Regions from separate parts of the Homo sapiens genome. Here region 1 is linked to region 2. The links are chromatin loops, found by intact Hi-C in ENCODE. Cell type or tissue: transverse colon. All regions are shown on one strand. Each heading gives the region's core, and the rest is flanking DNA. Links, peaks and the distances in the headings are about the cores only. Region 1 overlaps ATAD2B (ATPase family AAA domain containing 2B). Region 2 overlaps KLHL29 (kelch like family member 29).

The links. A loop is a pair of places that touch in the nucleus more often than their neighbours do. Peaks named below come from ENCODE experiments on the same cell type or tissue, not always from the same donor. Only the 100,000 strongest peaks of a DNase experiment are listed, where the experiment ranks them.
Region 1: it touches region 2 in a loop (5-fold over the local background); 1 of 110 quality-filtered maps calls a loop at or near these places.

What each region holds. Positions count from the first base shown.
Region 1 is chr2:23,751,281-23,754,196 of GRCh38, reverse strand. ATAD2B (ATPase family AAA domain containing 2B) reads left to right here. Exons shown (of 28, transcript NM_017552.4): 27 at 1-18; 28 at 2,110-2,916. The coding sequence ends at 2,151. Among named protein-coding and RNA genes, the nearest start is that of ATAD2B, 170 kb to the left of the region's middle. In transverse colon, for the core only: no CTCF peak of the experiment used is centred there; no DNase peak of the experiment used is centred there.
Region 2 is chr2:23,660,948-23,663,863 of GRCh38, reverse strand. The region is part of intron 5 of KLHL29 (kelch like family member 29); the gene reads right to left. Among named protein-coding and RNA genes, the nearest start is that of ATAD2B, 260 kb to the left of the region's middle. In transverse colon, for the core only: no CTCF peak of the experiment used is centred there; no DNase peak of the experiment used is centred there; H3K4me3 peaks cover 596 bases; H3K27ac peaks cover 634 bases.

The DNA of each region.
Region 1 (2,916 bases), core at 191-2,690, 90 kb before region 2:
AAATCACAACTTGTAGAGGTAAGTGTTTAGTTTATCTGTAGAATAAACAAATACTTGATTTTACTTGTTCCAAAGAAAAGAGGAAAAAAAGTTATTTTGCCTACATCTATGTCTTTTACCAAGTAGCTGAAGAATGTTTTGAAGATTTAAGACAAAAATCATTAAGAGTTACAGTTTGAAGAATAAAGCCTTTCTGTACCATTTTGTCTCTGGAAAGAAGTAATCTGGGGTTCCTTTTTTTTGTCAAAACACAGAAATCCATGGTTCTAGGGTGGTAAATATACAGAAATAGTATGTCACAATTCTCTCCCTACTTGCTTATAACTGACGTGCCAATTGAGCCTGTCACTTGGGCTTGTCGGATGTGGTCATGGCCCCACACTCCTTATCACTGCTTCCTAGGTAGCCACTGCTGATATAAAGGCGTTGGCATGGGTAGTGAGACCTATTTGCCATTAATGGTTGGAAGATAACTCAAAAGTCATCTTATTTTGGTCAAATCTAGTCCTATAAATTAGCCATATGAAGGAGCGACTGTCCTTTTGCTGAGATACTTTTAGAGATGAGACATTCCCTTTCTAGACAACTCTAAACCAAGGGAAATTCTTCCTGTATAAATATGAGCTTCTATCTTTGTTTATATAATTTCCATCATTAAACCACACTTCTGCCTTTTCAGGTCATCTGAGCAAATGTAATCACTCATCTACCCACAAAATGGCTAAATGACTTAATTCAACTCCCTTTGTTGATTTGCCTGTTAGTTTGTTTATCTGGTGGTCTATCTATTAAATGTTTATTGAGTACCTGCAGTGCCAGATGCTGTGCTGGGTGTTTGGAATGCAAAAAATGAGTAAGACAAAGTCTCTGCTCTCAAAGAATATTTTTAGTATATTAAAGATTTATATGTAAAGGATATAGTTATTTTTCATGTGTAATTTTCTTTTCTTATTTGGCAATATATGATAAAACATTTAGCAGGAGTGATTTTTGTTGGCCACATGGAAGAACTTGTTGATCGGATGATGATCTGTTAATACAGCCTGTTAGTTTTGCAGAGATGTAGAATAGAATTTCTTTGGAGCTGTTTAAAGGGAAGGAAAAAATGCAAGTGTCTTAGATGTATTTGACATTTGCCCACCTGAATAAAATGTGCGGGGTAGAGTTATTCACATTTTTTTTAATTCTAGAACTTCTTTGTTCATATGGTTGCAGTTTTATTAGCTTGAATGCATTAAATACTCCTCACCAGTGAAACATCTCAGTGTGGAATCCTAATAATCTAGAGGCCTAGTTTAGGGAGGGAAGGGATTGATAACAGAATCAGCAGTGAGTGGCTTTCATGGTGGTAGTGATGGAAGCCACTCATTCTGGCTCTTTTTTAACCCTGTCTTTTCAGCTCTGGTTGGAGTGAATAGAAGTGGGAACACAATGCATTCTGCTTTTTGGCATAAGTTTCACTATACTGAATGCATTCATTTTGCTTTGGGAGTTAGTGAAATATAATGAGGAAGGAAGGGCTCAGTCTCTGGAGTGAGGCTGCCTGTATTCAAATCCTGACTGCCACCTGTTAGCTGTCAAATTATTTATCCCCTCTGTGCCTCAGTTTCTTTATCTGTAAAATGGACCTGATAGTAATACGTTTGTTCAATCTTCAATGTTATGGGAGTTAAAACTATATATATAAATTATATATATATGCATACATATAAATATAAATATTTACTTATATTTATGTATTTTATATATAGAAATCTCTTAGTAAATATCTGGCATAATAACTTACTCATTAAGTGTTGCTATCATCATCCTTATATTCATATTACTCATATCATACCTCATACTGATATTACTGGCATAATAAGTTAGTTATTTGTTGAGTGTGACCATCATCATCATCCTTATTGGCCTAAATATAAAATAGGAGGTACTTGGAAGTATCTAGGGGAGATAGTCTTAATTACCTATGGTATTATAATCAGGAAAATATTCAAAGTTTAACCTGTATCTCAAATTCATTCCCTAAAAATTTAAAGTGAATTCTTCCGTAATGAGGAACACTTTTGTCTTTCCCTTAATAGATAACATGCATTTTTTTTCCTTTTATAGGAGATGGAAAGAACAGTTCATATGTTTGAGACATTCCTATGAACTTTTCAAGATGAGTGGTTTATCCTCTCCAATCTGCTCCTCACAGAGCAGTCTTCTGAGCCATTCAATTTCAAATTGCACCAATTATGTGCAGAGCCTTGGTGTAAAGTGCTCTCTCACTCATTCTTTCTCTCTGTTGAATTTGGTGCTATTGTCTCAGGTACCTGAAACCAACCAGCCTACAAGAACCAAACAGAACTTCAGAAACATGTTGTATTTTCCACAAATAAAAAATACAACCCCACAGCTTGGAGATTTTGGTGCTACAGAAACTGCTCTCGCTTCTGCTCCTCTTTTTGTGCACTCTCTTTTGGAGACTCCTCTCTTAGGGAGCAGACCAGCAAACAGGAGGAAACTGGATGGGGGCAGTTCTAACTGTGTTGAATTGTTTAAACAGTGGGCAACTTGTTATTTTTTTTTCCTCCATTTTACCCCTTTAATCATATTTTTCCCCCATCTGGGTAATGGACTGAAACCTGTTTTAGAGTTGGCTATGGTCTGTTCTGGTGGGAAGCTGAAGAAACTGGATGAAATTAGGTCAGGCTCTTTAGAACTGCCTTTAACGTGCCTTTTTATTCATTTGAGGAAGATAAGGCTAAAAGGATGGGCTGTTTGAAGCAAATAAATTAGAAATATTTCTTTGGTCACAACCTTGAAAATAAGTTTTGATACTCTATGTCATTAAGAGACAACCAGTGTTTGGGTATGAAATGCCTGTCTTATTCTCAAAGCTCAATCAAGACACCCAGTAAGCCACATAATATA
Region 2 (2,916 bases), core at 144-2,643:
TTGATTTTTTCCACCTGAATCAGCAGCCCAAACTCCAGACACAGCAGTTTAGGGCAACCAGCACACTGAAGAATTTAAGTCTAAGCATTTAATCTGTTCTTTCCATAAATTTCTGCTGCTTGTGCTTTATAATGATTCTACCAGAGGAAGTTTATTTATATCGCAGATTTTCAGCATCAGCACATTGAGAACACAACGGCAATCGCTCAGTCAATAGCTTACAGCCATGTATAATATCACTCCGGAAATCAAAAGCCCATTTGGAGAAAAGAAGGCTCAGATTAAAGTCACTTTAAGACATCAATAACTTGGAACTGGCTGAAGAGAAGTTATAAATATCCAGGGTACGCATATGCAAATAGGCGCTCGCAGACGCGCCACCTCCGCGGGCCCGGGAACCTCCCGGTGGTCCCCTCCCCGGCACACGTGACGGCGGAGCCGCGGGGCGGCCCGAGTGGACGCGTCACCACCTCCTTCTCCTGCCGGGCACAGGCAACCCCGCCCCAGCCCGCGGGGACCCAAGGGCTCTAGGGCTGGGGCGTAAGGCAGGCGAGGAGGGGACCCCTACCTGGAAACCCCAATAAACTCAAGATAAGCACACTTCTGGGTTGCTTGCTACTGGGCCAAAGGGGCGCTTTCATGACACCCGCCTCGTGCCTGCAACCATCTATCTCACTCCATAGCATTCGTCCTCAGCTGCGGGGTTTGGGGGCTGGGAGTAGCGAGGAGCAGCGAGGAGCAGGGCGCGGTAGGGGAAGCCCAGCACTTTGAAACGCCTCCTCCCACCTGCCACCCTCTCGGAGACCGCTGATGAGATCCACTCTTGGAATCCTCAGGGCAGCTCTATGACAGATTGCCCCCATTGTACAGGCCAGGAAAATGAGGCGCAGAGAGTCACTGGTCCCAGGCCACACAGCGAGTGAGTGGCAGAGTGGAGATTTGAATCCGGTTCTGCTTAATTCAAAGCCTTGCATTTACGGCTTTCAACCCACCGCTGTGTTTCATTGCTTCCTGCTCACCCTTCCCCAGGCAGTCAGGCTCGGGGCCCAGGAAGATTTAGGGGTTCCCTGGGAAGGTAAAGCCCAAGTCCAAGGAGCACCATAGACAGTCTGTAGGTGGGCCCAGGCTGGGGAGAGGTGGCTCGGGAGGTGAGCTGGGTGGGACCCCTGGGAGGGGCAGACCCCTTGGAGGAGCCAAGGCAAAACCCAGGGGGATCTGGAAGTGGGGGCCGGGCAGGGCTCTCTCCTCAGGTGGTAAGGGGGCCTCTTGCCTTTGGGGAGGGAGGGAAGGCCAGAAGCGCCCACCAGGAGGGGCTGGAACCCCAGGAGGGGCTGGTGAACTCAACCGCCAGAGAGCAGAAGCTGCAGTCCTAGAAACTGTCAAGGCCTCGCATGGCCAAAGGCTTATCTTGGCCAAAGCCCCCACCATCTATTGATCAACAAACAACAAATGCCTCCAGGAGAAAGAGGAACACTTGATCACTGCTCAGAACACGACGTGGCCCTGCACAGAGCAAAGATCCATCAAAAAGGGAATTTCCTATGGTTGGTGGGCGATAGTAAGACAGTAGGGTTAAATCCTACAAAAATATCTAGACGAGACGATGTGAGAGGGCAGAAAAACTGAGATGAAGTTTGTGTTAAGACCATTGAAGCTGATCACTGTAAGTCAAAATTTTTCAGCATTACTTTTGCTGAAAGACCCCCTAGGAGCCCAGAGAGCCCCCTCTGCACCCTTGCTGGAGCTGCCCCATCCTCCTGGGTTCTACCCTCCCTGCTCTGATGCCTACGGAGCACCTGGAGCTTGTGCTTCAGTACTGTGGGCAGCACTCATCCTTTCAGCTGGAGCTATTCATTCACTCATACACTCAAAAAGTGTTTACTGAGCATCTACCATGTGCCAAGCGCTGGATACAGCAACTGGCTGTCCCCTTGGAGCATGGATTCTAGAGGATACCTGGCGACCTGCCCAGGGTCTCCTCCTATACAAGGGCAGGCACCGTTTGGCTGGCTCAGGAGTGCAGGGCAGCCATAGAGAGATGTTCTCGAGCATGCATTTGGGGGCAGTTGGCTCCAGAGCTCCCAGCAAATAGCTTTTCAGGGCCTCAAGCCTCAGTGACTCATCATCTCTCTTCCCCTCTTCCCAGTGGGCCTGGGGGTTGCTCATGGGTTTGGAGATTCTTCCCAGGACAAGTGCCCAGGGGCACTGTGGGGGCACCTCTACTCGGCCACGAGTAAAGCCATGTCCTTCCAGATAACTGACCTGGTCCCAGGAGCAGGATTACATACTCTTGTTCCCTCTGCCACTGCCCATGCCAGGAGGGGTTCGGGCCCAGCCCCAGGTGCAGCTCAGCAGGGCAGGGGCCTGGCCCTGTGACGAACGCAGGGGGAGGCTATGCCAGGTGTGCAGATGCGGTCTGTCTGGGGGTGGGGATACAGCTGGCGCCTTGTCAGGAGCCTGGGACCTTCTGAGGTTGGGCTTCCCTCCTGTTAAAACATTTTTCATGGTTTTTTTTTTTTTTTTAGACAGGGTCTTGATCTGTCACCCAGACTGGAGTGCAGTGGTGAGATCATAGCTCACTGTAACCTCAAACTCCTCGGCTCAGGCAATACTTCCACTTCAGCTTCCCAAATAGCTGGGACTACAAGTGCATGCCACCATACCCAGCTAAATGTTTAAGTTTTTTGTAGAGATGGGGTCTTGCCATGTTTCCCAGGCTGCTCTTAAACTCCTGGCTTCAAGTGATCCTCCCACCTCAGCCTCCCAAAGTGCTGGGATGACAGGTGTGAGACACAATGCCTGGCTTCTCTCTCTCTCTCTCTTTTTTTTTCTGAAACAGAGTTTTGTTCTTGTTGCCCAGGCTGCAGTGCAATGGCTCGATTTCAGCTCACTGCAACCTCTACCTCCCGGGTTCAA